5 separate regions of the Homo sapiens genome follow, and all the other regions are linked to region 2. Evidence: chromatin loops called from intact Hi-C (ENCODE). Cell type or tissue: Caco-2. All regions are shown on one strand. Each heading gives the region's core, and the rest is flanking DNA. Links, peaks and the distances in the headings are about the cores only.

The links. Hi-C counts contacts between places; a loop is a spot of excess contacts. Peaks named below come from ENCODE experiments on the same cell type or tissue, not always from the same donor. Only the 100,000 strongest peaks of a DNase experiment are listed, where the experiment ranks them.
Region 1: it touches region 2 in a loop (4-fold over the local background); 16 of 110 quality-filtered maps call a loop at or near these places.
Region 3: it touches region 2 in a loop (3-fold over the local background); 4 of 110 quality-filtered maps call a loop at or near these places.
Region 4: a loop joins it to region 2, with 12 times the contacts of the local background. A loop is called at or near these places in 16 of 110 quality-filtered maps.
Region 5: it touches region 2 in a loop (10-fold over the local background); 14 of 110 quality-filtered maps call a loop at or near these places.

The regions. Positions count from the first base shown.
Region 1 is chr1:119,660,989-119,667,089 of GRCh38, reverse strand. The region is part of intron 1 of LOC124904390 (a long non-coding RNA gene); the gene reads right to left. Among named protein-coding and RNA genes, the nearest start is that of ZNF697, 16 kb to the right of the region's middle. RefSeq lists an enhancer at 4,593-4,642. In Caco-2, for the core only: CTCF peaks have their summits at 3,491 and 3,748; no DNase peak of the experiment used is centred there.
Region 2 is chr1:119,547,250-119,553,350 of GRCh38, reverse strand. No RefSeq gene overlaps it. Among named protein-coding and RNA genes, the nearest start is that of HSD3B1, 43 kb to the right of the region's middle. RefSeq lists an enhancer at 3,371-3,665. In Caco-2, for the core only: no CTCF peak of the experiment used is centred there; a DNase peak (open chromatin) is centred at 3,520.
Region 3 is chr1:119,369,894-119,375,994 of GRCh38, reverse strand. All of the region lies in intron 1 of HAO2 (hydroxyacid oxidase 2), which reads right to left. It overlaps HAO2-IT1 (HAO2 intronic transcript 1), which reads right to left. Exons shown (of 2, transcript NR_046780.1): 2 at 5,664-5,911. Among named protein-coding and RNA genes, the nearest start is that of HAO2-IT1, 4.0 kb to the right of the region's middle. In Caco-2, for the core only: a CTCF peak has its summit at 3,310; a DNase peak (open chromatin) is centred at 3,284.
Region 4 is chr1:119,672,614-119,678,714 of GRCh38, reverse strand. No RefSeq gene overlaps it. Among named protein-coding and RNA genes, the nearest start is that of ZNF697, 27 kb to the right of the region's middle. RefSeq lists an enhancer at 2,588-3,089. In Caco-2, for the core only: a CTCF peak has its summit at 3,013 (motif pointing right); DNase peaks (open chromatin) are centred at 2,954 and 3,224; H3K4me3 peaks cover 273 bases.
Region 5 is chr1:119,609,384-119,615,484 of GRCh38, reverse strand. It overlaps the pseudogene HSD3BP5. Among named protein-coding and RNA genes, the nearest start is that of LINC00622, 13 kb to the right of the region's middle. In Caco-2, for the core only: CTCF peaks have their summits at 1,563 (motif pointing left) and 3,707 (motif pointing left); DNase peaks (open chromatin) are centred at 1,534 and 3,664.

The DNA.
Region 1 (6,101 bases), core at 658-5,657, 110 kb before region 2:
GAAACTCTCAAACATTATTGGGGCAATATAAATTGTATGACCACTTCAGAAAACTGTTAGGCAGTATCTTCCAAAGCTGAGCATACATAGGCCCTATGACATAGCATTTCCACTCTTAGGTATATGCCTAGCAGAAATGCACCATATAGTTACCAAATTTCACATAGTAGAAAGTCCATGGCAGCACTATTCAAAAAAGCCTCGAACTAGAAATAACACAAATGTTCAACAGAAGTAGAATGGATAAATAGATAGTGGTATTTTCATAATGGGATTCCATACAACAATAACAAAAAATAAACTACAATCTCATGTAACAATAAAAATGAATCTCACAATGTTGAGTGAAAAAAGGCAAATGAAGGAGTTATATATGTTGCCATTTATATAAAATTGAAAAACAGACAAATACAACAACTAGTGTATGGTGTTATAAATCAGGATACTTGTTACCCTTGGGAGGGGGCAGTGACTGGGAAGGGCATTAGGTGGGCCTCTGGGATGATATTCATGTTCTGTTTCTTCATCTAGATTTTGGGTACATGGGTATGTTCTCTTTGGGAAAATTCAGCGAGCCGTGCACCTGTGATTAGTGTGCTTTTCTCTATGTACTTTTACTTCAATAGAAAATTTACATAAAATGGTTTAATGTAATTATAGTCTGTATGTTTACTAGGCAGTTTTATGTAATTATAGCCCAGGATCATATTTGCAATAATAATCCAAATCTCAATCCTTCATGCTGCCCATAACTGCTGATCAGTAGGCTTTTATTTTTTCAGTGTTCAATTCTCCAGCTATATCTGAGAATTCCCAGAAAATACATAATTTTGGGGAACCATCAGTTTTTGGTGATCTCTTCGTCATGTATAATCAGGGGCTCTGTGGACCATCTCCTCTGTTGTCCACTGTTACTTTCATCATTTCCCGTGCTGGCCTTGCCACTGCTGTCCTTCTCTTGACATCTCTTTCTCTCTCCCAGTCTCCCGTGCCCTCTTCTCTCTGGCCAGTATATCCACATGTCCAGTTCTTTCAGAGAGGACTCCCTCAGCTCTGCCATGTGAGCTCTTAGATACAATTCTAGCATTTCTACCACTGCCTTACCCTCCCAGAGCTCACAGGTAGCCTGGGACCAAAGGGGGACTGCATGGAAGGGTAGCAAGTACCACTGGGCATTATGCCTGGAGCTCCTGCTCCTCTGACTCCAGACGCTACTGCTCAGTTGACCTGCTCTAGATACATTTCTTTATTCCTGGTCATCTGCTCTCGGGGGACCAGTTGAGAGTCCCTAGTGTCCTGCATCCTTCAGGGTTCTCCAGTTCTTTAGATAGCTCAGTAGACCTCTGAACCTCAATTACAGACAAGGCTCTAGTCCTTTCTAACCAGCAAATACATCACCTGAGCCTCTTGTATCCAGGACTTTACCAGTTTTGGAACTCAAAGTCCCACGAGCCCCTCAGTCCCAAGCAAATCAGGATGATTGGTCACCCTACTAATCTGGTTTCTGGGTCCCAGAATGGGCCCCACCAGAGACAGCTGGACATCTACTTCATTTTTCCCAAATCTCCATGGCAGTTAGGAGGCTTATGTGCCCAGAGCACACACAGGACCTTCAGGAACAGTGTTGCTCATGTCCACATGCAAGTCTATTGGTAAGGCCTGGACAAGCAAATTAAGAAACTGAGAATTAGAAAAAAAAAAAAAAATGAACTTGGACCCACAATCAGTTGAAGATTCTAACCTAAATGTGGCAAACCTAATTCTTCCTGGTCAACATATTTAGCCAACACATCTAACATTTCTAGCCAGTTCTTGTCTTCTGGCTTTCCAGTTAGGTCCTTACATAAAGACAAGGCTCACAGGGAAGTCAGCCCTATGATAAGGATTATCAGAGATCAGCAACAGAGGGAGGCAACTGGACACTGAATATCCTGGAGATCCATCAAGGAGAGAGCCCAATTCTTTAGAATGGGTGTCAACCAAGGAGAGAAAATTCTCATTCTAATGGGCTGCAGAGTGAAGTAAATAAGAGATTGATCCAGTAAAATTGCATTCAAGTTGGAAATTTGTTTTGTCATTAAAGCAGAAGAATAATGAAATACTAGCTAGCCCGTTGTTCTTAGATAACACTCTGTGAGTAGTGTTGATCTTAATGGTCCTTAAACATGTTCAGGTGAAAAATAGGCTGAGGTGAAAGTGCTCTTCACCAAAAATAAAACAAAATAAAAATTTGATAAAATACTGCTATGTTAAATGTTCACTAAAAGAATATATTAGTGCTCACACTAGATTTAGTATAAGTAAATGGTAAACAATTATAGATAGAACTGAGAAAATTTTCCCATTAACTTTTTTTTCCCTGGAGAAATGCCATTATTTGATTCAAATTCAGTTAAAAAAATTATGGTTTACAGAATAAGTAGAGGCTGAGTTTGAGAACTACTGCTTTAAGGAACAAGACTCCTTAGGAGTTGTACTTGGGTTTGCTTCAGATCTGTCTGTTTTCTTAAGCTAATAGAATACTTCCTACTACAGTCTTGGTGCTCTTAATTTACCTTACAAATTCTATTATTTATACAGTTCAAGGAGGAATCAGATGGCCAATTTATTGAGGTTTCACTCTGTGGAACAAAAGCTAGTTTCCCCTTCCTCAACATGGTCGGGCTTACTTCTTATTCTCATGCTTCTAGTATTCGCAGGCGATGACAGAGGGCTCCTGGGTGACTGTGTATACTTGCTGCAATGCAGAGCCCAGGGATGTGGTCCCACAGCCAACAAGCCTCATTCAGCAACTAAGGAGGTGATTTATTGGCGGGGGGAGAGGGGATGAAGAAGAGCCAGTTGCAAATGAGTGTCCTGTGACTCTAAAGGACGATGTTGTTGGTAAAGAGCCATGAAGGTCATCCTGTTGGCTAGCTTGGCTTACCAGCTGGAGGGCTGCTGTGCCTAGAGCTTAGCAAGCTCAGTTACAACTCTTTTGCAGTGGGAGAGGCTTCAGTGAGAAAGGCTGATGATATCTTACTGTATTTCAGCGTGATATGGTGTTGACAACAGGTCCTACATAAAATTGTGGGGCCTGGCAAAGCATCCCACTATTGGCCCTGGTAAGCCTTCTCCACTGTGTCCCACCTCCAACACCTAGCCTGCTCTCTCTAAATTGCTTTGACTTATGAAGTGCAGACTTGGCCCAATTTGTAACTACTTCTTTTTCAATTTCCTCAGGAGCAAAATTATCTCACAATGCAGTTGTTGACCAAATGAGGTAACACAACCAGGCATGGTGGCTCATGCCTATAATCCTAACACTTTGGGAGGCCAAGATGGAAGGATGCTTGAGGTCAGGAGTTGGAGACCAGCCTGGGCAACACAGCGAGACTTCGTCTCTACTAAAAATAAAAATTTATCTAGGCATAGTGGTGCACACCTGTAGTCCCAGCTACTCAGGAGGCTGAGGCAGGAGGATCAATTGAGCCCAGGAGTTCAAGGCTGCAGTGAGCCATGATCATGCCATTGCACTTCATCCTGGAGGACAGAATGAGACCCTGTCTCCAAAAAAAAAAAAAAAAAAAAAAAAAAAAAAGAGAGAGAGAGAGAGAGAGGTAGCATGAGAGGCTTGGAAAGAGTAAGTTAACTCTTTCCAACTGCTCACAAGTTAAATTCATCTTGGTTAATCCTAGTTGGAGTAGTGAAACAGAATTCAACTGTGTTTCGTAAACCTCCATGAGGGGGCTCCCTTTCATTCCAAATTCAGTGTGTGGAGTTCAGTGCTTTTTTCTTATAGCCTTAAGTGAAGGGATGGAACAGAGCACGTTGCCTCATATCCCCTCAGCCCAGAAATTGGACATGGTTCTCACTTAAGATTATGACTAGCAAAGGTCCTTTTTCTGTATGCCTTTAGCAAATAATCCTCTTAAGAACCTCAAAAACTCTGTCAGTTTTGAAATCCATTTTTATGGGGCAATATTATGGCCGCACCACAGACAAACAAGTGATAATACATGCATAAGTCTCAACTACAACAGAGTGTGGGAATGGAGATAGAAGCCACTTCATGAGGGGACAAAAGAAATTGTCAAAGGTTGGAATGCTTATGGAAAATCTATTTTGTGCTAGGTGTTTTATAGATGTTTAATTTAATCTTCTGTAACAGAGATTGGTAAACTGTGGCCCAAAGATCAAATTCAGCTAGCTGACTTTTTGTAAATAAAGTCTTATTGGAACACAGGCTTGCTAATTTTTGTTGACGTATTGTCAATGTGCTTTCACCATACAATGGCAGAGACTGCATGGTCCATAGACTAAAATCTTTACAATCTGGCTCATTACAGAAAAGGTTTGCTGATCCCTGCTCTATAGCTGTGTGAGATGGGAAGTATTTACATTTTAGGGATGAATAAACTGAAACTCAGAGAAATTAAGTAGCCCAAAGTCACACTGCTAATAAATGGCAGAGCTAGAATTTGACTCAGGCTGACCTTATTTCCAAAGCTCTCACTCTTTCTGCTATTGTTGCACACAAACCTCCCCAGTTTATTAAGTGCCTATGTAGGCCTGGTGTTTTACGTTGAATCTTATTTATTTTAATGAATTCAAACTGCTGTGCATTGTTTTCAAGGATCTGCACAATCCAATTTCAGCTTGACTTTCCTGCCCCATCTCCTACTCCTCCCCTAGTGGGCCTAGCTAAAGTCAACCTGGTGCTGTTGCTGTTCCCAAACACACCTTTCACTTCCTCTCTCTGTGATTCATTTCATGATTCCACTACCCAAAAATAAACAGCTCTCTCAGTTTTCAGAACCGGCCTTCTTCCAGGAATCCTACCTTGACCACCCGCTGAGAAGTGCTCTCTCTCCCTCTTCTGACATGAAGAGCAGTTATTCTTCCTGGTGGTTTAGTGCTGATCATATGCTGCCTTCGATTATCTTTTTACAGGCATGTCTTATCTTCCAAAGGAGGCTGTAAATTTCCTGAGTGTGAGGACTGTGCACACTCCTCTCCACACCCTGGTAGAGTGTGTCATCTGCATTGGTGTTGTATAATGGTAGGTCAATTTGATGAATGAACACTCTTCCATTGAAATAAACCTGGCTTGCCCTTCCACACAACTCAACATGTAACCGAAAGCACAAGACCAGCACCTGGATGTGGGGTATAATGCGTGATGAAATGAAGAAAAATGCAGGAAAAAGTGTAAGGAAATAAGCATCTCACCTCTATTTTTAACTCTTTAACCTGCAGGGTAAAAAAAAAAAATGTAGCATTAGCTTTCCTTTCAGCCATGTGAGCTAACAGTGCCTTTCCTAGGACAGCAAAGTGATTTCCACCATGAGATCTGGAGGCAGGCCTGGGTTGGAAAATCTCTGCTATTTATTGGCTGTGTACCTTGGGCAAGTTACTGAACCTCTCTAAGCTTCAGTGTCCTCATATGTACAATAAAGAAAGTAATAACTGCCTAATTGGGTTGATGGGAGAAGCAAATGAGGAAATACCCTTAAGACTTTTAGTTCAGTCTCTGGAATATATTACACTCTTAATAATTACCAGCTATTATTTTTCCATAGCACCATCCCTAGATGGGCACCAGATCTAAATATTTAAGACCAACTGAACTCTGTCCACCTACTGCTGTGCATTAACCATCCTTCCTGACTGTGTCATCAAACAACACTACTACAAGGTGGCCCATTGCAATCTGAGGGCTTACCAAAGAAGGGGATGATGAATACCCTACCTACAGCATCTATATTTTAATGAGACGTGAGAAGCAGGAAAACAAATTTCATCTCTTTCCCTGCTCTCTAAACACTACTTATAGCAGACATGTGGTTCCTTCTCTAACTTTAGGGTTTTTTTGTTTGTTTTGTTTTGTTCTTTTTCTTTGGCTTCTGTCAACTCTACCTGACATGTAGTTCTAAACTGGAGATAGAATTAAGAAACAGTCATGTGTCCTGGTCTGCTAATGCAATGTCTCAGGGTCTCTTGGGTAAACTCTCTTTGATAACAATATCTGCCACCTTCTAGAGAACCCAGTACCTCTGCTTTGCTCTACTGTTACCTTTAGCCCTGCCCACCCATTCCTTTCTTCCCTATACTTTCTCAGC
Region 2 (6,101 bases), core at 685-5,684:
TAATGTCTGAAATGAGGGTCACCTCAAGGTTTCACCTGAAGTAGCTCTGCCGATTTCTGTGTTGAAGTTAATAGAGTTGGTAGAAATCACAGACATGACTTCATAGCCTGAGATTCACTGGACTGACACAGCCACTGCTGAGTGTTGCTGCAGCCTAGACCAAGCCCTATAGGTATTCTTGATCTTGCTCTCATCTGTGCAGTGGAAAGATGCAGGTATGAGGTGTGGGGAAATCAAACCAAATGACAAACACGAAGGCTCTTGTAAGATTCAGGGGCTTGTGTGAATGTTAGGAAGCAAGGTGGTTACCAGGTGGTTGTGCTCAGTGCTGCAGAGAAGGGGCTGCTGAGGGGTGTCCTAAAGTCTTGTGTCATAGCTCCTGGGAGCCTAGAAGGAGGAGAGAGGCAGTTGCTGTGCATGTGGCCTGTGTCCTCTGGGATTTCCAGCTCCTGGGGCAGGGTGATGAGGAAGTGAGAAGGCATGGCCTCCCTTTCCTGAGAACAGGAAGAAAGAAGGAACTAGTTCTGCCTCTCCTTTGAGGGTGTGCTGTGCGTGGAGTGTGCAGGGCAGAGCTTTGGCATTAACTGGCAGTGGACTTGAGCAAGGCATGACTTTTCTGGGTTTCTGATTCCTCTTCAGTAGGCACTATCTCTATTGGCTCTGCCCACTTTTGTGTCTAGTGATTTTCTAAGAATTTTAAAACCTACTTGGGAAACATCCACATTTTAATGTAAAGACAAAAGTCCTTATTTAAGTCATCACTAAGTTTTGCAGTTCAGTGGTCAGCAGATATCAGGGAGGGAGGGCATCGGCCACACTTTTTGGCCCCACTTCTTGATCCTTGACAACCCTATGAGAGGTATGATGCCCCTTTCCCAGTGAGGTGCCAGGTGCCACTAGAGCCAGGGAAGTGCTGGGAAACCACTTTCTCAAGCGCCTTCAGCTTCACGCAAACAAATAAGCACATGGAGGCTTGTGTTATTATGAAGTTTAGCTGCAGAAGTGTGCAGGTGTCAGAGGATGCAAATCAACTTACTTTTTTACAGCCCAATGTCACTGGCAACAGACCTTAGAAATGAGCCATAACCTTCATTTCTCAGGAAGGTAAACAGACCCAGGAAGGTGAAGAGATTTGCTTAACTTCGATGGCAAAATTGAAATGAGAACTCAAGATTTGCACCCCTCACTCTCATTTGTAGAAATATTCTGTTTCTAAAATGAAAGAATACTTGTTTCTTTTTGCCCTCCTCTCCCCCTTTCCTTAGTCCCTCTCACAGCCAGCTACTTTTATTTCTGTATCATGAAACATCTGCCTGTCTCCGTTCGTGGAGCACCCACGTTCCTCAAGCTGTTGTTCCCATGGGAGGTTGGGCTGTATGGGCCAGACAAATGGCTTAGCTAGCTGACTTCTGGTTAAACCTGCCCTCTGCCCTCTTTCAAATGTCTCCCATCCCAGTTTTTTTAAATCCCTTCATAAATATGTTGGTAGGGCAACCTTCTAGTTCTATGCCTTCACCCCCCTTTTCATCTTAAAGGTAGCAAATCCTAGGTCACTATTACAGATGGTGGTCTAGGTGAACATTGGGAAAGTCATCTTGCTTCCCAGGCCTCGGTTTCCTCATTGGTAAAATGAAATAAGGAAAGGAGCCCACAGTTAAAAGCTGGAGTAAAGGTCTCTAGATCCTTCTTTAACTTCAATTTAATAAAAATTTTAGAGATGAGGTCTTGTCTGGCCTTGAACTCCTGGATTCAAGTGATCCTCCTGCCTCAGTCTCCTAGTAGCTGGGGCTATAGGTGTGCCCCTCCATGCCTGAGGAAGCTTTCTTTAGCTCTAAAATCTGAACTCCACAAGGACATTGATCTGCCCTGGAAGAACCAGGGAGCCTTTTCCATTTACCCACCATAGGTCAGGCAACAGGTGTTTTGCCTGCTGCTGAAAGAAGTTCTCATAATCAAGACTGCCTGCATATTTTACAGGGATCAGTGCAAAATGAAATGTGGGGTCCCATGGCAGCCCCTTAAGCCAAGCACAGGGCCTGGGTGATGGCACAGGCCATGTGCCCATGGAACTGCTCTGCTCAGGGCTACACCAGGGATTTGACAGACTCCAGCTGATGCAGGAAGGAGTTAGGTCTGGGCTCATGAGAAGGGTATTCCTACCTCAGTGGCCAGGGTTCATGCTAGGATGACAATAGTCCCACAGCCCACCTCATGCCCACACCTCTGTCACCAGTATCTGTTTAGGAAGAATGGCTGACTTTGCTAGTGCTGGTTCTTCCATTTCTTGAGGAAAGAGTCCGCTGTTCAATAGGGAGCTTCAGGTTTCCAGAACAGATTACTGACTGTTTTGGAGTCTGCAACTGACCCCAGTGCCCCCTGCTTTTGGGGACAGAGTGGCCAAGCCACTTTCTTCTGTTCATCTAGCCTTCCCCCTTCACTTCCTCATAATGAACCTATTTCATGCCTCAGATCACCGACTCCATTCCCTGCTCATTAGACTTGGGTGGCATCTTGGTCCATGATTAAAAAAAAAAAAAAAAAAAGGAAAAAAAATCCCTCCAAATTGCCACCAGAGTCTCTTGATGTCTCAAGAAGAACATGTAGCCAGAGATGTTGAGTGATCCTCACTTGAGTTGCCTAAGAGTGTGAGATTCTCTTCTGAATTTAATTTTTAAAACAAATTTTCTTTTTCTTATAGTATAAAAATGCTCTGGGCCTTGTGCCATTTCAGGTTTTGGATTTAATTCCCAGTCCCTTTATAACCTTGGCAGCTGGGCTTCACTTTCATCAGCCTTTCCATTTCCCTGCTTGTAGGCCTCTCACAACCCCACTCACTCTTCATATCACACAAATGAGTTCATTCTCAGCTCCATACACTCCGTGCGCCTTCTCTTTCTCCTGGATCTCTTTATGATGATCTAGCTTCTTCAGGTTCATGGACACCTTGAAAAGTCATCTGTGAATTCTTTCTTACTTTGTCATTCAAAGCATTCTGCTCCCTGACTGTCTATCCCTTCCTCTCTCCATTCTAACAGATGAGTTTACTTGTGTTTCATCCTTCCATCCATCCATCCCTCCATCAGCCCATGTGTCTATTTTGTGTCAGTCACTGGGGACAGAGAGATGACATGGTGAGTTACTGTCCTCAAGACACGGCAGTGTAGGGGTGCGGAACAGGATATATAAATGAAAAATCAGTGAGAGTGCAACTCGATATGCACAAGACACAGAGGCTGTAAAATGAGACATATTGGATAGTAAATAAGGAGCTGGGAAGGATGTGCTGGCAGGAGAGCTGGGCACCCTTTAAGCGGAAGGAACACCATGCACCGGCCTGGGTGGATATAAAAGCATGCTGCATGCAGGAAGCGCTGAGTTTGGAAAATTGTTGAGGCACAAAGTAGGAGAATCTGGGGACAGGGCAGGGATTGGTGAGAATTAGTCTGGAGTGTCAGGCAGGGCCCAGGGCTTCAGAGGCCCTCTATGTTCTGCTAAGGCTCTCAGGCTCGTCCTGACAGTCCTGGGGCTCCCCCTATTGGTTGGTTTTAAGGAAGGGAGTGACATGGTGAGACTAGTTTGGAGAGAACTCTGGCAACACTGCTGAGGATAGGTTTCATGGGTGATTCTCCAAGACAAGGAGGCCTGTTGGGGGTACGAGTAGGAATGATGTTACCAGGGAGGAAGACGACATATTCAAGAGGTGTTGTGGAGGTAAAGTTCGTAGCACTGAATGATAGGTGGGCGGAGTGGGGGGCTGCCATCCAGGTTTCTGGCTTGAGAAAGTGTGTGCTTGGGAATTCTGTGCCCACACCCAGTCCTGTCTAAACTAGCGGCCATTCTGTCTCAGGCCTGCCGCAGTTGCCCCTGTAGTCTGTTTTGTTACCAACACATAAATCAGGCCTTCATTTCTTACCTAAATTCTTCAAGTATCCTCTTCATCTCTTTCAGTCCATCCTACAACATGCTGCCAAGGTAATCTTCCAGGGACAGCTGAACAATGCCCATTGCAGAGTGAATGATGTCCCAGCTTTTAGCATCACCATCAATATTCATTGCTAAAGGAGACATTCGTTTCCTGTAGAGTCCAATTTTTGAGAGAAGATGAGCCATGTTATATGTGAAGTAATTGAATGTCAAGTCTTCTTTAAGGGGGTGTGGGGCACAGAATTCCTACTCTGAGGGCAATGAAGGAAGCAGGCACGGTGTCTCCAGGGATGACCCCAGGTGATCCTGCCTGTGCCCATCATTTTTTTCAGGTGTATCTTCCATGTCTCCCCTGGCCTTGGGCTTTCTGGTCTGGTCTCATTGCTGCTTAAAATGGACCCCTTTCTCACCTGGGTCTTTGCAGACTGCATTGCCTCTGCCTGGAATAATTTCACTCACATTCCTGTCTGTTGAAATCCTACCCATCTTTTGATATCCAGCCAAAATGCAAGGACCCCATGAGTCCCCTGTGGGAATGGATCCTTCAGAAGCATTTTCCTTTCTATGGCACTCTGCATATTTACTATGCACAGCACCTAACATGTCTTGTATTTTATCTCCCCCACTGGACCACTAGATTGGGAGCAGAAATGGAAAATCAGAGCTCTTAATCCTGGGTCCAGCCTGTGAATGTGTTTTGTTAGTTTGCATGTTTTTTCCCCACCAAATTTAATTTATTAAAAAATTATAACCTATGTTAAATATACAGAAAAGGTGACAATACGATATAATAATGTATATTTGGGACTTTTCACCAAGAATGAACAGATTTGCTGCTGACATCTCACCACCTACTTTTTAAGAAATAAAATATTACACATACATTTTGAATACTAGCCCACGCATTCCTCTCTTGGAGCAGGTCTTTGAGCTGTTTTTTAAAATTTAGAGTTAGTTGCTAATATTTAGAAATCAAGAGATTTCACATAAAAGTTGGCCTCTGGCTACTTTCCTGCCAGTTCTCAGCAGGCCATCACGGGTTCCCAGCCCCATCCTGGCCCTCAGAGCCTGGCTCTCAGGTGGTGGAAACTTTTGTCAAGTACCTGAGCTCCTCATCTGCCCTCCATACATGCTTCCCAGCAGACGGGAGGCCTCCTTATGCCCCTCGTCTTCCTCTGCACCACTGCCCATGCTGTGCCCCCTGTCTGGACCCAGGAATTCAAGGCCTCATTTAAGTCCCGCTGGTTCCTGTGGCTTTTCCCAGTGACCAGCTCAGCTCCATTGTCTGTATTCATATACACCTAGCCCTTAAGCCGGTGGCTGAGAACTTACCTGTGTTTTCATTCATTCCCTTGCCAGGTACCCTGCAGAGCCACCTAGATGGAGGAAAGGGACCCAAAAATCCCCACTGGGTCAGGCTTCCTTGCTCTTCCCTCCGAGACTTGCTGCCTCCGTGTGGTGCATGGCGTGAGGTTCAGCGAGGCTTGCTTGGTGCAGGAGCTCTGCCTGCCTGGCACCCACAGTTGTAAGAAGGGATGGCACATTTTGTTGGCCACAACACTCCGAGGCCTTTGTGCTTGTCCAGTTGAGACTGCTGGCCCATCCAATTTCTTCCTCTCTTTCTGTGATCACCCCTCACTGCCCATTGGAGGTATAATCTTTCCCATCACTTCTCTGTGAACATTGCCCTCATTGGTCAATAGGAGTGGGGTTTCACTAGGCTGAAAAACCAGGGGGAAAGGCTCTTGTCCCAGATTCCACCACCCTCCTATCCTTCCCATGCTATTTGTCATAAACATATGGATGGTGGGCATGCCTTACAAGAGCTGGAGAGGTGCTGGCTCTTGCATTTTGTTCAGTGGATGGGGCAAGAGGGGTGTTCCATTTTTCACTTTACCCCACTGCCTAGGGCCATTCCACCCTGATGCTGGTGCTGATCACCTGTCCCTTGGTGCTTTGAGGTTAATCATCTGTAAATTTTCTGTGTAAGAAAGAAGCCATCTTGATGTTGAGTGTGACCCTCATCATGGCTGTGATATACCCAGGTCCAGAGGGAGACAGCTTCCCTTCCCACACTCTGGACCCACAGCAACCTCCTCACCCGCTTCAGTTCAACTCTGTCCCTAATGCCCCTGAAAGTGTTTCTTTTGACCGTTGCTTCTTTGGTTGATTAATGA
Region 3 (6,101 bases), core at 355-5,354, 180 kb after region 2:
AGGGGCCAGGAGTGGAGTGATATGGTTTGGCTGTGTCCCCAACCAAACCTCATCTTGAATTTTAGCTCCCATAATCCCCACATGTCATAGGAGGGTCCTGGTGGGAGGTAATTGAATCATGGGGGAGCGGGTTTCACCATGCTGTTCTCATGATAGTGAAAAAGTCTCATGAGATCCGATGGTCTTATAAAGGGCAGTTCCCCTGCACACACTCTCTTGCCTGCCACCATGTAAGACTTGCCTTTGCTCCTCCTTTGCCTTCTGCCATAATTGTGAGGCCCCTTCAGCTATGTGGAACTGGGAGTCCATTAAACCTTTTTTTCTTTATAAGTTACCCAGTCTCAGGTATTTCTTCATAGCACTATGAAAATGGACTAATACAATCAGGTAGTAAGTTATTATGAGAGATGGTTCTGAACTCATGTGTCCTGGTAGCTTCTAAAGATAGACATTCTCATTTTCAATTTCAGGTAAAGAACACAATAGTTGGTTCTCATAAATGACTTGCCATATTGAACTCGAGATAATTTTGTAGGTTGAAAAATACAATTATATATTTTTAATATAATATATGTAAATCTTAGTAGTCTATTATTTTGGTTAGAGGTTTAATATAAGGTTTATAATTAAAGAAAAGGATACCTTCCTTGTTCAAAGCTTTTCCTAAATTTGGAAGTGAAGAACTTAGCACAATATATTTGTATATACTTTCTTTCAATTTGATCCCTACCAGCCTTGAAGCCACCAGAAATTAAAGGGAAGATTCAAGTAATCTAATGGTTTTCTTGTATTCCCACTTTATTTTGTCTTCTTGTATTCCCATTTTATTTTGTCTCCATTTCAATGTTTTTTCTTTTTTCCTTTTTTATTCCTACTGCCCAAGAAGAAGAGACAGAGGAGAAAAGAATAAAATAGCAAATTGACCAATTGCCAGCTATTGTTCTAGAAATTTTAGCTCATTTTAGCTCCTTGAACCTCTTTAGGCTTTTTGTCTGATAAAACAGTGAGGTAAAATTAGCAGACCAGTGACAAAGAGGAGGAAATCTGAGGGCAAGGACATTCAGGAGTACCTGTTGCTAACAATCTGAAGTTCAAACTCTCCTGACTGAGGGAAGGAGGAAGGAAGTAGAGAAGCTGGCAGGCTTTTCAAGGAAGACGTGGTTTTCTTTAATATTGCAATCTGATTTAACACCAGACAGATAAAAAGTTGTCTTCCTTTGAAGATTTTGTATGATTCATATGATTCATGTTGGTGTTGCTTTAGGAACTCAGGGTTATCACAGCTTATATTTGTATGGAAACCCCCTACACAGTCTGTGGGAAATCTCAGCGTGAAAATTGCAGGGTAGGCTGTGGAGATACAACGGGGGAGAAAAGTCAGCCTCTGATGACTCACTTTAAGGTACACTTGCTTGGTGCTATAGGATGGTGTCCTTCCAGAACCTCTGGCCTAGTTCTTTAGGAACTTATGCCAAGTTTCCCAATGGAATGTCAGATAATATCAAGGCTACATTTTACGGGCCTAGTTTGAGAGATTAGACTGTTCAAAGTTGGCTGAAAATGCTGTAATCAGTCTTCCCCTCAAGGATAGTGGATACAAAGGGTATAGCCATCACCATGGCATTGTCAACAACAGCACTGTCAGGGGAGAGGCTGAAGCTAGAGGAGACCCTGAGAATGAAAGAGGTGATGGGAGAGGAGAAGGGTCCCAGAGCTGATGGAGACTAGGAGAGCCATGTGCAGATGGCAGTGTTGGGTTCAGGGAAGACATGAATCAATGGCACTGGAAAATGCTCCTGTGACTGAGGCAGATGAGCCCCCAGCATGGGGAAGAGAGGGCAGGGGGAAGAATTTGGATGCCCAGGAACAGCAGGTCAGCCCTCAGAGTAAAAAGGGAACTGAGTGTTTCTAACATTGCAGTGATCTGAGGAATCAAGGATGGCATTTGTATGGGAGTGAGGGGAAAAGAAGCCAGTCCAGTTCAGATCTGGCAAGGATTAATTCCTGGTGCCTGTCAGCCCAGAATCAGCTCTGGCTTCTTCCCTGAGCTCTCACACATTGTGAATCAAGGATGCAGGAGCCTTCTGAACCATAATGGCCCTTTTTTTGTTTGTTTTATTCTGATTTATATAATAATCTCTCCTTTTTAGGCTGCCACTCCTCAACCACTCTCATTAGCCTTTTTTTGTTTCTACTAATGAAAATTCCCTTCTCAACCTGTAAGCATGTTCTACCATGAGGAGTATGATGCTTGAGTTCTTCAGAGTGGCTTCTTTAGTCATGATAGGGAGTGACTCATATCTTTGCTTTACTCTAGGAGCTTTGTGTGTCACGGATTGAAAGAGTTTTTGAGATTTGCCGTGGTGGGGCATGTTTATGTTAAGGACATGCTCACTCTGAAGTTATTGTGACCTAATTAGGCAATTACCTACCATTGTCCTGCCTCCCACACATCCTGCCTATTGAGGATTGGAAGACTATGAGAATAACTTGCTTGATGGAGCCAAGAAGGACCCTAGAGAGACAGAGAGATGTGCACAAGTTTGGCAGCACAGCTAATAAATGAACTCAGGTCTTCTGTCTCTGCATTTAGGGTTCTTTCTGAAATACGATATGACTCTTGAAATTGCTTCTGGATAGCCTGGCAATATAACTTAGAATTAGCTTCTCCTTACATGAGAATTAGCTTCTCAGCACAGACCCAAGATTTCTAGAGACTCAACTCATCTACACTAGATTTTATCATTCCACCTTCACCTCTACTCCTTCTGACCCTGCTTAGCCATGCCAGTAAAAGGAGCTCCACTTGAAGTTGGAATACGGAATAAACTTTTGCTTCATCCAGTCAGTGGAGTGGTGTGTGTGGCAGCCTGAGAGGCAGGCTGCTTCAAGAGAGATAGCTACTAACACTTATTTGAACAGTGGCAGGCTACATGTCTTCGCTCCAAGTCTCAGTTTCCTCATTTGAGAAAATATACATTTTTGTGTATTTCAGCTTAATCCATGATAGATTTGAAGCCACCTGAAATTAAAAGCTGAGCTGAGGTCCTTCAAGTACTCATATTCTGTGCTTTCTTTGCCCATAAACACAGGGAGCTGTTTAGATGAGGTCATATGAACATTCTAGTTCAGCATTTACTTCATGGCAATAAAGTATAGAACAGGGAACCAGCACAATATTTAGACATATTTGCCAACAACAAACAGCTGGGTGCTCAAGCCTGCCTTTGCTCCTCCTCCCCAGCCTGGAGGTCTTTCTTTTCAAGAACTTTTCTGGTCCCGTGGCACCACCTTATGGTTTCAGTGGATAACTACTTGACCAGTCTTGTCACTATTCCCTTTTACAAGAGGTACGGCCTGTCACACCAGCTGTTTTTCCTGTTCTCAGACCAGGTAATTGAAATCCGTTTTACTACACAGATGTGCCTCTTCCTCCTTTCTCGATTTCTCCAAACTATTGAGTGCCTTTCTCAGGGAAATCTTTCTCACGCCTTCTTCTCTTTTCCTAATCTCTCCCATCTCATTTCCTTTTTCATTTGCAAACCAAAAATAATTGTGCTATGTAGTCCCTTATGTCAAGAAGAACAAAGTGAAACAATTTTGAAGTCGCATTAGACCTAGCAAAGAACTTCAAAAACCTTTGAAAATACCCTCAAAGGCATCTTAACATTTCTTACTTACATTTCCACTGAATTATCTCTTCCTCTAATTAAGCCTACTTTTCTTCATCAGTTGCATATACAAGAAATTTTTAAAAATGATTTATTACACAGTTTTCTTAGTTTTCAGTTTTGGTTAATGACCAGCAATACAATAACATTGCTTTACAGTAATTTGCATTGCAAATATGCCAGATCTTCTGCTATTTTGTGTATCAAGTGGGTATTTTCAGTCACCTGGGAATCCAACCGCTATTTTAATAGCATTCTTTTGTGGGAAAATCTGTTCTGAGTTTCAAACAAATGCCCTCCAAGTAGAGTTTTGGAACCCAGCCATATTGTAAACTGTGTGCTGTCCATAGAGCGTTGAACATAGTTTAGGGCATACTGGGAGACATTGATCCAAATGTTTATATAGTGTTTTGAAAGATAAGGACTTTCTTATTCTTTCAAACAGTGGAATAATTTGATTATGCAAAGAGCCCTGGAGGCAGCATGATGGTTCCTTAATATGAATAATAATAACGACAATAATATTGCAACCATTTTTCAAGTACTCCATGATGTACCATGCACTGTGTAAATTGCTTTACATGCATGACTGTTTTAATCCTTGTGGAAATGTTCAACACAAATATTATCATCCCCATTTCACGGGTGAGAAACCTGAAGTTCAAGAGGTTAAAATACTTTGTTCAATATTACATATCTAGTAATGTGTCACGATTCCAGTGGCCTGGCTCTTAAGCACTATAGAAAGAAGAAAATGGGCACAGCCAAGTGTGGTTTATGGAATGACAGAGTTGGCACGGACCTTAGAGGATTAAAATGTCATGGACATATGCAACTTTGCTTTCTTCCCTCAAAAAATCATAACTCAATCAGAAAGTTAAAAAAAATCTTAATTATTCAGCCAATCACTAAAAAATAACTTCTTATGTTTAAATCTGTCTTAACAGTCTACAGAGCACTCTTCTATACGTTATTCCATTTGGTGCTTACAACAATCCAGTGGGCAATCAGAGAGTGTATGTATGAGCCCCATGTTATAGATAAAAACATTAAAGCTCGGATAATTCACGTGAGTATCCAAGCTAATGCAACAGAAATGGCAAAGCCTGACCTGGAATCCTTCTGACTTGTTTCCAATGTCTTTGAGCCAGTATGGAGTGTTACTGGTATGGGGGAGACATTTAAGTCTCTGTTCTGAATGGTCAGAGAGTTGCATAAAATGAGCTTGGTCAATTCCCACAAAATCCAGGCCATTGGGAAAGGAGTTCTATGTGACACTGTGAGATCACTGCACCTGCCTCTTCATCTGCTCAACAAGGATAGAATGTGCAAAACAGACATCAGAATTCACACAAAGCTCCAAAACAGGCTCTGACGTCTACTCTGTCCACTAGTGACTTCAGGTCTTGCAGGTGTACCTATATCTCACAGTGGCAATCACTGGGTTGTAGCAGGAGAGAGAGGAGAAAAGGCAGAGCAGTTGGGGATGGAAGAGCCCAGCTATGGAGTGCAGTTTTTTCTCTCTTTGCCTTCCTCCTGGCTTCTCTGTCTACGGCAACTACCCAGACTGTGTTTCTGAAGGCCATTGCTTTCCACCGATCAACTGTGCCCAAGGAACTAATGACTGAGGGAGTCAGTGGAGTAGAGAAGACAGACTATATTATAAGCTTTGGCACTTGGCAAACATAGGCTGAAATCTCAGCTCTACTACTGGCTCACCACGGTTCTGTGCAAAATTTATTTGTTAAAGGAGAATATTAACATCCATCCCATAGGGCTGCCATGAGGACTAAGCAGTATGGCCCCTTTGAAATTTCTAGAACAGTGCCTTGTATAGACTAGATTGTTAATAAAGGCAGCTCCATGTTCATTATTCCTCCTGTTGATGACATGTGTGATTTCATCTGAGGCTCTGGAAGTGGAAAGCTGCTTCAGGATTTGAGTATTTCTGTCATAGTATAATTTAAACCCTCTGTCAGATTTACTCATTAGTTTATCCAAGAAGGTTTATTGACACACACTCTCAGCCAGGGTGGCGGAGGCATATACTGCTCCCCACATGCTTAACATTTCGCTGTTGCTTAAATACAGGCATGGCTCTGTGACTAGTTCTTCTGGCCAATGGCCTGGGAGTGGGAATAGCAGGTGTGAATTCTAGGCCAAGGATTGAAGAGCTGGTATGTGACCCTCCAGCTTTGTTTCCTCCTCTACAGCGATCCTCCATCCTCAAGAAGGCAAAGCTGTAAGAGAAAGGCCACTTGGATTCCCAAAACGCCATTTGGAAAAGGGTAGCCCTGGAGATCAGCTGATATTGTGTAAGGAAGAAATAAATATTTATGTGTTATCTCACTAAGTTGTTAAGGTTTATTCTTTACTATAACATAGCCTGATTTAACATAATATATCAAAGTATTATGCTAAACACTAGAG
Region 4 (6,101 bases), core at 785-5,784, 130 kb before region 2:
AGAAAAGGGAAGAAAGTCTCAGATGGGCATGCATACAACTTCCTAAACACACTGCATGTGCTCAATTCCCAAGGGTAAGGAGGGCACTGTGCATGCAGGCAACACACCCTAAGGGAAGAATCATGGAAAGGGGGCGCAAGACGCCAGAGTTTGCCAGCCTATAAAGTCCTAGGATGATGGTTAAACCAGGCACTTGACCTTCTCAGTGCCCACTTGCGTCCCTTCCGAAAGCACTTTCCTTTCCTGCTCTAAAGCTTTTTAATAAACTTCCACTCCTACAATGAAACTTGCCTCAGTCTTTTTTCTGCCTTATGCCCCTCAGTTGAATTCTTTCTTCTGAGGAGGCAAGAATTGAGGTTGCTGCAGACACATATGAATTTGCCACCGATAACCAGGATATCTTCCACTGGTAACATACCCAGTTGATGTCAGAGAATTGATGAGCATCAGAAACCACCCCAGAGAAGCTATACATGGTAAGGGCCCTAAATTCCCAAGGGAGCATAAACAGGGTGTCTTAGAGTTTTGGTTCAGTTCTACTGGAAGGCGTGATGTACTGAGAAAGAGCTTAGGGTCAACCAGCCACCTTCAAATTAAATGAGACCTACAGGCTCTGAGCAGTTGCCTTGCCCCTCACTGATACAGCAGGAGTTCTTACCTGGGGTTCAGGTATGCCTAAGGGTCTATGCACAGACTTTGGGAAATTGTTTGCTTATGAGTGCTTTTTTCTTGAGGGAAGGCTGAGTTGCTTAGATCAGATTCTCACAAGACCTTGTGACTGACAACTCTAGAAACTTTCCCACAACTGTCAGCAAGGCAAAGTTAATGGGCTAAACATTTTACATATATATAAGTATGTGTACATCGGGGTTGAATGTAGACCCCAATGTATTAAATCCCTCATAATTATAGCTTCAACACAATCCATATTCACAATATAGTATATAATACATTAGGATGTACATTCAAACCTGTTCTTTTTAAAGCCCAACTGGCAATGTGATTCACTAGCTTCAGCATGTGGTGCTTGGTTGGAATGAGCTTAATCAGTTTGATAGCATCATAGACTTTAAGTTAATGAAAACAGAAAGTTTGGAAAAAGACAACACCGTGGGGGAATGATCAGAATGCAGAGGTCGATCTAGTTTTGATGCATAAAACAAAACATGCTGCAGAGATTTGTAGCAGAAAGAGGCACAGGAAATAGCTGTATTCAGGTGACTTTCGGGTGGGAGTGGGGGCTGCTCTGGTAGATACCTTACCTAAAGAGAAGTCTTGTTCTTTTTCCTAAACAGAAACTGATTAACCTGAAACTTCGAAGAAAGAACACTCCTGACCTTGTGGTTCTTGCTGACCTAGGATCAGCAGTTGACCTTATTTAAAAATTAGCCATGTAGAAATGTGGGCAGAGGTTAGAGTCACAGTGTGTCAGAAACGTTGGGAAGAAGCTTAGAAATCTTCTTTTTTTAATTTTTTAATTTTTTTATTCTTGAGACAGAGTCTCATTCTATCACTTACACTGGAGTGCAGTGCCAAGAATATGGCTCATTGAAGCCCCAACCTTCTGGGTTAAGCAATCCTCTCACTTCAGCCTCCCAAGTAGCTGGGACCGCAGACCCACGCCACTACACTCAGCTAATTTTTTAAATTTTGTAGAGACGGGGTCTTGCTATGTTGCTCAGGCTGGTCTCCAAGTCCTGGGCTCAAGTGATCCTCCTACTTTGGCCTCCCAAGGTGCTGGGATTACAGGCATTAGCCACTACACTCAGTCCAGAGAGCCTCTTTGATGGGTTACTAATTGTTGGCCATAAACACAAGTGCTTTTTGGCCCATGGAGTGTTTCAAAAGTAATTGGAGCCAATATTGGCTCCAAACTAAGGGATTTCACAAGATAATAAAGATTTCTATTTCTTTTGAAAAGACTGAAAACATTGCAACACTGGCCTCTAGTGCCCACTTGGGACCACTCAGTGACAGCAGTCCCCCTTAGAAGGTGATGAGTTTGCAGACTATCCTGGGGCCCACTCTTAGGAGACTAGGGATTGTGTTATTGGGGAATTGAGAGGAGCAGAGCTGAAAGACAGGAAAGAGGCCGGGCGCAGTGGCTCACGCCTGTAATCCCAGCACTCTGGGAGGCCGAGGCGGGCGGATCACAAGGTCAGGAGATCAAGACCATCCTAGCTAACACAGTGAAACCCCGTCTCTACTAAAAATATAAAAAATTAGCCGGGCGTGGTGGCGGGCGCCTGTAGTCCCAGCTACTCGGGAGGCTGAGGCAGGAGAATGGTGTGAACTCGGGAGGTGGAGCTTGCAGTGAGCCGAGATCGCATCACTGCACTGCAGCCTGAGTGACAGAGCGAGACCCCGTCTCAAAAAAAAAAAAAAAAAGAAAGGCAGGAAAGAATCGCTGAGATTTTTTAAAGCAGAAAAAAAGGGGTAAAGAGGAAGTACGTAAGTTTACTTTGGGGTCTGGCCAGTGTACTTTCTGTTTTACCCAGGGAAGTGTCAAATTACATATTAGAGCCTTTGTGTACCTCATGGCACCTCATTTGGGCAGAGGGCCGAGTCCACTCCTAGCAGAAATTCAGTAGGCTCCAGGAAAATTCTACTGGGCTCCCTGTGTGTCCTTGGGGAGCCTGTTGGGAATCTCCAACGCTCTTTGGCCTGGAGTTAGTTTTATTTCTCAGTCCGGCATTGCACTCACCCTTCACAATCAGGACAGCTTATTCCTGCTTTTCAGCTCCTTCTTCCCAATGCCAATTCATACCTGACTTCAATATTCACTCCCAGCTTCTAATGGACCAATGTTTACTACTTCAACAAACAGACTCTGGTTACCTATAATGTGTCAACTGCACAAAGTGCTGGGGCATTGAAGACAAGACATGATCCTGCCGGACAGAGGCATAGTGTGACTAAAATGTTTGTGGGGAAGGCTGACCATCTGATTGGGTGATGGAAATCTGTCCACCAGATGGCGCTCAAGAGATTCCAGTGTAACAAAACAACTAGAGAAAAATTAAAAAGGGAAATTTGCCCCGTGGAAGAATAAATAGCACTATGACTTCTATTTCACGTGTACTTTTATGTTCTATTAAGCACCTAACAGTTACATTCTCCAAACCCCTGGATTCTGGGTATCATGTTCAGACAGGGAGGAACACAAGCTTCCACACCCGGCCTCCCTCCCCTTCGACCACCCGTAATCTCCGAAGACAGAGCACCGCCCCGTGAGACTAGGAAAGAACTGGCTATTGGTGAGATGTGCTCTCGGGAGGAAATTCCTCCATTTGAATGAAGGGCTGATTCTTACCTGAGTTCCCTCCCAACTGGGTGTCCTTGGGAAGGGAGGTCTCTCCTGTCCTAGATTCTGTGGCACTGCTCTCTCCCTATCTGCTCATCTTCTGTGTAATTTGATTAGAAATATTTATTTTTTTATGTGCAAGCTCTTCCAACTGTTTATAGCTTTTCACATTTTTTTCTGAATATAATAAGCTCGTTACAAGAAATGCGAATAGATTAAAAATTTAGAAAAAGTATAATTCCTCTATAATTCAACTCTTGGAGATATCCACTGTTGAAAGTTTGGTGTATATTCATCTAGAACAGGGTTTCTTAATCTCAGACCTGTTGGTATTTGCGGCCAGCAAATTCTTTGGAAAGCTGCCCTGTGGATTGTAGAATGATAAGCAGCAACCCTGGCCTCTGCCCACTAGAGGCCAGTAGTAGCCTCACCACCACCACCACCACCGCCTAGTTGTGACAACCAATAATGCATCCAGACATTGCCAAATGGTTTCATATTACACATACGTTCGGGCAACTGGCTTTTCAACTTACATTTTTGTTGTTGTTGTTGTATCTTAACAATAGATTTTGGTCATCTTTCCATTTCAGAACATCTGGACCGATTACATCCTTCAGTCTATTGTATCATGATTTATTTAACCTGGTATCTTCTATGGATGATCATTTGGATCATTTTTAATTTTCTTACTTTTACAAATGTAGCTTGGTGAAAAAAAATATTTAAAACCCAAACTGTCTGTAGCCACTTGTAAGGGAAGAAGAAAGGCATATTTCATAGCAGAGGGAAAACAAGTATCCATATTGCTTCCTTTTACTTGTAAATCTTGGTGGGTAAAAGAGAAAAGGAAGTCTGAAATGTGGAAACCTCCACCCATTTTCTGTACTGTTAAAGCTTGAGGCCAAATTAATGGTCCCTCCAGTAGTCTAGATGTTATCAAAGCTTTAGACATGCAAAGAAGGTCCAGGAATGGAGAGGGTTAGAAAGCAGAATTGTTCTGCATACCGAGAGACAAAGTAGCAAACAAACGGAAGGAGCGGTGTTTGCCTGTTTCTGCTTGCCAGGGTAATTTTACAAAGCCCCTGATTGTGAGGCCTGCAGCTCTCCAGAAAGATACTTTGACAAAACAGGATAGAGCACATCCCCCATGCCTCTTGTCTGAGTCACTATATTTCTTAAAAGTTAATTGACCCTAGCTAGCCCTTGCCTTTTCTTACACACGATAACATCTCATGGGCTTAGTCACTATGCTTCTACTACCTATAACCAAATGTGCTTTAGTAAACTGTAATCAAATGTACTCTTGCACCCAAACATAGATGTGATTTTGCATATACTTAACCTCCACCACCTACCTACCAATGGGCTGAAACACTGCTTTAGAGGAGTCCGACAGACCTCTCTGAAAGACTCCTCCTGGGCTATGGGCCTCAGTCTATAGTCCTCAGTAAGGACTGTGAATAAAACTTATTTTAATTCTTTAAAAGCTTGATTTTATTCCCCTTGGGTATTTTGACTGTCTCTAAATAGTCCATGGGAAAGCAAATCCTGAAAACACAGAACTGATAAAATGTCAGGAAATGCTTGAGGTGGAGAGAGAAGGTCAAGTGACAAGCAGGATACCAGAGCCCATGGAGAAATGTGGCCAGTGAGAAATTCTTCATGGGAAAGAGGACAAGAGGACAAAGGGCCTTTATGTATGAGAAAGTCTAATATTAATTTTTGAATGAGTCAGTTTGTGTGGTTGTAAAAAATCCACATTCAGATGGCTTGGGAGGTGTTTTTGTTGTTCTGCTTTGTCTTGTTTTATCTTGAAAAGATAGGTAAGGAAAGGGTATTGAATTTCACATGTACATTGGTTCAAGTCAAAAAGACAAGACAGGCTAAAAGAGGTGAGATGCAAGTGGGCTTGAGACAGAACCAGAGCTCTGAGCAAGATAGAAAGAACTGTGAGAAAATAAAACTGCCATAACTCACAGAAATCACAGGGAGGGCAATGTACATCTGACAGGGTTAGGATTCCCAGGTGAACTTCATTTAAATCTCAAGGCATAGGGTGACTGTTGGCTACTGACTCACGCAAATGGCACCGCTATGACATCCTTCCTGAACGTACACCTTTAAGTTTTTGTACAACTTTTTTTTAAATTCATAAGTATGTATTGACTTTCTACCATCCGCAAATGTAGCAATGAGAAAGCTAGTCAATTGTCTGAGATCCATAAAGATGATGTTTGCATTCTTTTAGTTAAATTGCCGAGTCAAAAAACATGATAACTTAAAAATTTGGAAAGCCATTTCGAAATGTTCTTTCTTATCTGGAGATTTGATTTTCATCCAGGCGTTGCTTTTATATTTTATATTTACTAATGGTGTGATGTGTTTCTCTATATTTAATTCTTATCCATTAAAATTGTATATTGATGTATCATGTGAATCCCTTAATTGATTTTTCCCCAAAACATCCAACTAGTTTTTTAGAGCCACAATTTATCCAGTAGTTCAACCTTCCACCACTGATTTGTAGCGCTTCCCTCATGATATTTTAACTTCTCTGTTTTAGTATCTGCTTCTGAGCTATTCTTTTTATTTCATTGATTTGCCTATCTTTTCTTATGCCAGAACCACAATTATTGTTTTAGCTATTATAGCTTTATGACTAAAGCAAGTACTTCCTCTTTCAGGAATAAGACAAGAATGTCTGCTCTCACCACTTCTATTCAGTAGTGTGCTGGAAGGGCAAGTAGGCAAGAAAATAAAACAAAATGCATCCAGATCGGAAAGGAAAAAGTAA
Region 5 (6,101 bases), core at 795-5,794, 62 kb before region 2:
ATTCACTGCATATTTTACAGGGATCAGTGCAAAATGAAATGTGGGGTCCCATGGCAGCCCCTTAAGCCAAGCACAGGCCCTGGGTGACCTCACCGGCCTTGTGCCCAGAGAGCTGCTCTGCTCAGAGCTACACCAGGGATTTGACAGACTCCAGCTGGTGCAGGAGGGAGTTAGTGCCAGGCTCGTGAGAAGGGTATTCCTACTTCAGTGGCCAGCGTTCATGCTAAGATGGCAATAGGCCCGGAGTCCATCTCACGCCCACCTCTCTGTCGCCAGTACCTGTTTTGGAAGAAGGGCTGACTGCATCAGTGCTGGTTCTTCCATGTCTTGAGGAAAGATTGCGCTGTTCAATAAGGAACTTCAGGTTTCCAGAACAGATTACTGACTGTTTTGGAGTCTGCAACTGACCTCAGTGCTCCCTGCCTTTGGGGACAGAGTGGCTAAGCCACTTTCTTTTCATCCAGCCTTCCCTCTCCACTTCCTCATAATGAACCTCTTTCATGCCTCAGATCACCGACCCCATTCCCTGCTCATTACCATTGGGTGGGATCTTGGGCCAAGATAAAGAAAAAGAACGCCCCTCAAATTTCCACCAGAGTCCCTTGATGTCTTAAGAAGCACATGTAGACAGAGAGGTTGCGTGGTCCTCACTTGAGTCAACTAAGAGTGGGAGATTCTCTTCTGAATTCAATTTTCAAAAGCAGCTTTTCCTTTTTTTGTAGTATAAAAATGCTCTGGGCCTTGCACCATTTCAGGTTTTGGATCTAATTCCCAGTCCCTTTATAACCTTGGCAGCTGGGCTTCGCCTTCATCAGCCTTTCCCTTTCCCTGCTCATGGGCCTCTCACAACCCCACTCACTCTTCATATCACACAAATGAGTTCATTCTCAGCACCATACCCACTATGTGGCTTATCTCTTTCCCATCTCTCATCATGATGATCCAGCTTCTTCAGGTTCATCAACACCGTGAAAATTCATCTTTGCATTCTTTCTTGCTTTGTCACTCAAAGCATTCTGCTCCCTGACTCTCCATCCCTCCTGTCTCCATCCTAGCAGTTGAGTTTGCTTGTGTTTCATCCTTCCATCCATCAGCCCATGTGTCTATTTTGTGTCAGTCACTGGGGACAGAGAGATGACATGGTGAGTTACTGTCCTTTGGACACGGCAGTATAGGGGTGGGGAACAGGATATATAAATGAAAAATTAATGGCAGTGGTACTATGCACAAAGCATGGAGGCTGTAAAAAGAGATGCTTTGGATGGTGAATAAGGAGCTGGGAAGGATGCACTGGCAGGAGAGCTTGGCACCCTCTAAGCCGAAGGAACGCAGTGCACTGGCCTGGGTAGATGTAAAAGCATGCTGCATGCAGGAAGCGCTGAGTTTGGAAAGTTGTTGAGGCACAAAGTAGGAGAATCTGGGGATAGGGCAGGGATTGATGAGAATTAGTCTGGAGTGTCAGGCAGGGCTCAGGTCTTCAGAGGCCCTCTGTTATGCTAAGGCTCACAGGCTCACCCTGACAGTCCTGGGGCTCCCCCTCGTGGTTGGTTTTAAGAAAGGGCGTGACATGGTGAGACTAGTTTGGAGAGAACTCTGGCAACACTGCTGAGGATAGGTTTCATGGGTGACTCTCCAAGACAAGGAGGCCTGTTGGGGGTACGAGTAGGAATGATGTTACCAGGGAGGAAGATGACACATTCAAGAGGTGTTGTGGAGGTAAAGTTGGTAGCGCTGAATGATAGGTGGGCGGAGTGGGGGGCTGCCATCCAGGTTTCTGGCTTGAGAAAGTGTGTGCTTGGGAATTCTGTGCCAATACCCAGTCCTGTCTAAACTAGCGGCCATTCTATCTCAGGCCTGCCGCAGTTGCCCCTGTATTCTGTTTTGTTACCAACCCATAAATCAGGCCTTCGTTTCTTACCTAGATTCTTCAAGTATCCTCTTCATCTCTTTCAGTCCATCCTACAACGTGCTGCCAAGGTAATCTTCCAGGGACAGCTGAACAATTCCCATTGCAGAGTGAATGATGTCCCAGCTTTTAGCATCACCATCAATATTCATAGCTAGAGGAGACATTCTTTTCCCATAGATTCCAATTTTTGAGAGAACATGAGGCATGTTGTATGTGTGGAGTAATTGAATGTCAAGTTGTCTTTTTTTTTTTTTTTTTTTTTTTTTTTGAGACAGAGTCTCACTCTGTTACCCAGGCTGGAGTACAATAGTGCAGTCTTGGCTCACTGAAACCTCAGCCTCCTGGATTCAAGCAATTCTCCTGCCTCAGACTCCCAAGTAGCTGGGATTACAGGCGCCAACACCTTGCCTGGCTAATTTTTTGTATTTTTAGTAGAGACGGGCTTTCGCCATGTTGGCCAGGCTGGTCTCGAACCCCTGACCTCAGGTGATCCATCTGCCTCAGCCTCCCAAGGTGCTGGGATTACAGGCGTGAACCACTGTGCCCAGCCCAAGTCGTCTTTAATGGGGACACAGAACTCCTACTCTGAGGTCAGTGAAGGAAGCAGGCAGGTCGTCTCCAGGGGTGGCCCCGGGTGATCCTGTGTGTGCCCATCATGTCTTTCCAGGTGTATCTTCCATTTCTGCCTTGGCGTGGTGCTCTCTGGTCTGGTCTCATTGTTCCCTAAAAGTGACCCCTTTCCCACCTGGGTCTTTGCAGACTCCATTGTCTCCACCTGGAATACTTTCCCTCACATTCCTGTCTGTTGAAATCCTACCCATCTTCTGATATTTAGCCCAAATGCAAGGACTCCATGAATCCCCTATGGGAATGGATCTCCCGGAAGCATTTTCCTTTCTTATGGCACTCTTCACATTTACTGTGCACTGCACCTAACACGTCTCCTATTTTATCTCCCGCACTGGACCACTAGACTGGGAGCAGAAGTGGAAAATCGGAGGCCTTAATCCTGGGGCCAGGCTGTGAGTGTGTTTTCTTAGTTTGCATATTTGTTCCCCACCAAATTTAATTTATTAAAAAATTATAACCTATGTTAAACATACAGGAAAGCTGAGAGTATGATATAATAATGTATATTTGGGACTTATCGCCAAGAATGAATAGATTTGCTGCTGACACCTCGCCACCCACTTTTTAAGATATAAATTATTGCACATACAGTTGGAACACTAGCCCACACATCCCTCTCCTGGAGCAGATCTTCACACTGCTTTTTCAAATTTAGAGTTAGTCACTAATATTTAGAAATCACGGGATTTCACATCATAATGGTCACTTTCCTGCCGGTTCTCACCAGTCCATCACAGGCTCTGGCCCATCCTGGCCCTTGGAACCTGCCTGTCTAGTCTGTGGCTTAGTCTGGCACCCGAGCTCTCTCATCTGCCCTCTGTACATGCTTTCCAGAAGGCGAGGGGCCTCCTCATGCCCCTCCATCCTCCTCTGCACCACTGCTCGGTCTGTGCCCACTGCCTGGACTGAGGAATTCAAGGCCTCATTCAAGCCCCACTGGCTCCTGTGGCTTTTCCCAGTGACTTCGGCTCAGCTCCATTCTCAGTACTCATATACACCTAGCCCTTAAGCCGGTGGTTGAGCATTTGCCTGTGCTTTTATTCAATCCTTTGTCAGGTACCCTGCAGAGCCACCCAGGTGGAGAAAAAGGACCCAAAAATCCCGGCCAGGTCAGGCTTCCTTGTTCTTCCCTCTTAGCCTTTGCTGCCCCCGTGTGGTGCACCACGTGAGGTGCAGCGGGGCTTGGTGCAGGAGCTTTACCTGCTTGGCACTCTCAGGTGTAAGAAGGGATGGCAAATTTTGTTGGCCACAACACTGCGAGGCGTTTGTGCTTGTTCAGTTGAGACTGTTGACTCATCCGGCCCCCTCGTCTCTTTCTTTGAACTCCCCTCGCTGCCCGTCGGAGATCTGTCATTTTCCTTCATTTCCCTGTGAAAATTGCCCTGGTGGTTTCCTAAGTGTAGGGTTTCACTAGGCTGAAAAACCAGGGGAAGGGCTCTTGTCCCTGATTCCACCACCCTCCGTTGATTCCCGTGGTACTTGGCATTAACATATGGATCGTGCGCACGCCTTACAAGAGCTGGAGAGATGCTGGCTCTTGCATTTTGTGCGGTGGCTGGGGAAGGAGGGGTGTTGCATTTTTCACCTTACCCCACTGCCTGGAGCCACTCGCCCCTGATGCTAGTGCTGATCATCTGTTCCTTGGGGTTTTGAAGGTGGTGGAAACCTGTTCATCTGGGCCAGAATGTGGTTCCCTTTTCTCTTCAGAATGAACACTGAAACTAACTCCATTGTGGTAATCAAATTCAACTGATTAATGATCTGTAAATTTCCTGTGTAAGAAAGAAGTCATTTTGATGTTGGATGTGACTCTCATCATGGCTGTGATACACAAAGGTCCAGAGGGAGACAGCTTCCATCTCCACACTCTGGACCCATAGCAACCTCCTCACCTGCTTCAGTTCAACTCTGTCCCTGACGCCCCTGACAGTGTTTCTTTTGAGTGTGTTTTCATTGATTGGTTAATGACTGTGTCATCACTGAAGTCCCCAAACTTGTCTTGATTGGCCTCCTCTCTTCAGGGAAATTGAGAAGAATGAGAGAACCAGTGATTAAAGAGGAGATGGAGGGAAGAAAGAGCCTAAGGATATGGAAGAATAAAGGAAGAAAGTATGTGATTTAAAGAAGAGGAGAAAGGAGAGAGAGAGGCAGTTAAATCTGGGGATGTGGGATAATAGACTTCTAATTTTGGGCTGAGTAGAAGGTATATTTTGGGAGAAGTTCACACTTGTTTTCTTTACTTGCCCAGGAACCCATGGTGTGGCTCATTGTGTGATTTGAAAGGGTGAAATGCAGGGTTATGTATGATCAGAATGGCCAACACACATATAGCCAGGAGTGTTCTAGAGACCTTCTAGGAAATTGGCACCGAAGCTGGTAGAGGCTGAATGCGTTTTTGTTTCTTTCAGCCCTGCTCGGGGCCATTAGGAAAGGCGTGCAATCTCTTTCAGATGCCCCTCAGGGATTCTCCTGGGTTCTAGAGAATCCCCTGCGTGCGACTGGGCAAGAAAGAGGTAACCCAAAAAAGCTGGGGCCCTCCAAAGTATCAGCACCCCATGCTCCAGTGTTCTGCTGTACCACTGACAAGACCAGTTCAGGCTGTGTGATTCCGTGGAAAGATAAGGACTTTCAAGGTCAACTGCCTTTTAGAAGGCCTAGCCATTAATCAGTTAGTGTGACTGTGAACAAGTTTCCTCACCGGTAAAATGGGAATAGTCACCCCTCGTGATAGGTTTCTGATGAGTATTCAGTGAGGGAATATATGTCATATGTAGGTCATGTTGTACACGCCTGAAACATAGTAGAGCTTATTCAGTCTTCATCGCCCTTCCTGACCCTCCCACTACTCTGCCCACCCCTCATCCCCAGCTCCATGCTACTCTCCTAGGTAAAAGATGGTGATACCTGGAAATGAAAAGGAACAAGGAAAGTATGTATTAACAGAAACCACGCCTCCCTCCAGGTTAGGCATTAAAACATTTATTGCTCTTTACATTGAACTGCGTGAAGAAATAGGAGATTTAAAAGAAAAGAAATGAAATCCTTTCTCATTTAAGAGGAGAAATGGAGCTCTAGTAGTTAAAAGCGACCCTCAAGTTAAAAGAGACCACAAGCCGGGCGCGGTGGCTCACGCCTGTAATCCCAGCACTTTGGGAGGCCGAGGCAGGCAGACCACGAGGTCAGGAGATTGATACCATCCTGGCTAACACGGTGAAACCCCGTCTCTACTAAAAATACAAAAAATTAGCTGGGCGTGGTGGCAGGTGCCTGTAGTCCCAGCTGCTCGGGGGGGCTGAGGCAGGAGAATGGTGTGAACCTGGGAGGCGGAGCTTGCAGTGAGCAGAGATTGCGCCACTGCACTCCAGCCTGGGGGACAGAGCCAGACTCTGTCTCAAAGGAAAAAAAAAAAAAGAGAGAGAGACCACAATTGTTCAGAATGAGCCACTGAGATTTGGAAAAAGCAAATCACATTGTATTTCCTCTGGTATATGATTAGGACAGAAAGCTCCTGGTTGAGCCAGGGAATGGGCAGGTTTTGATGACATGAGGAAGACAATAAGTT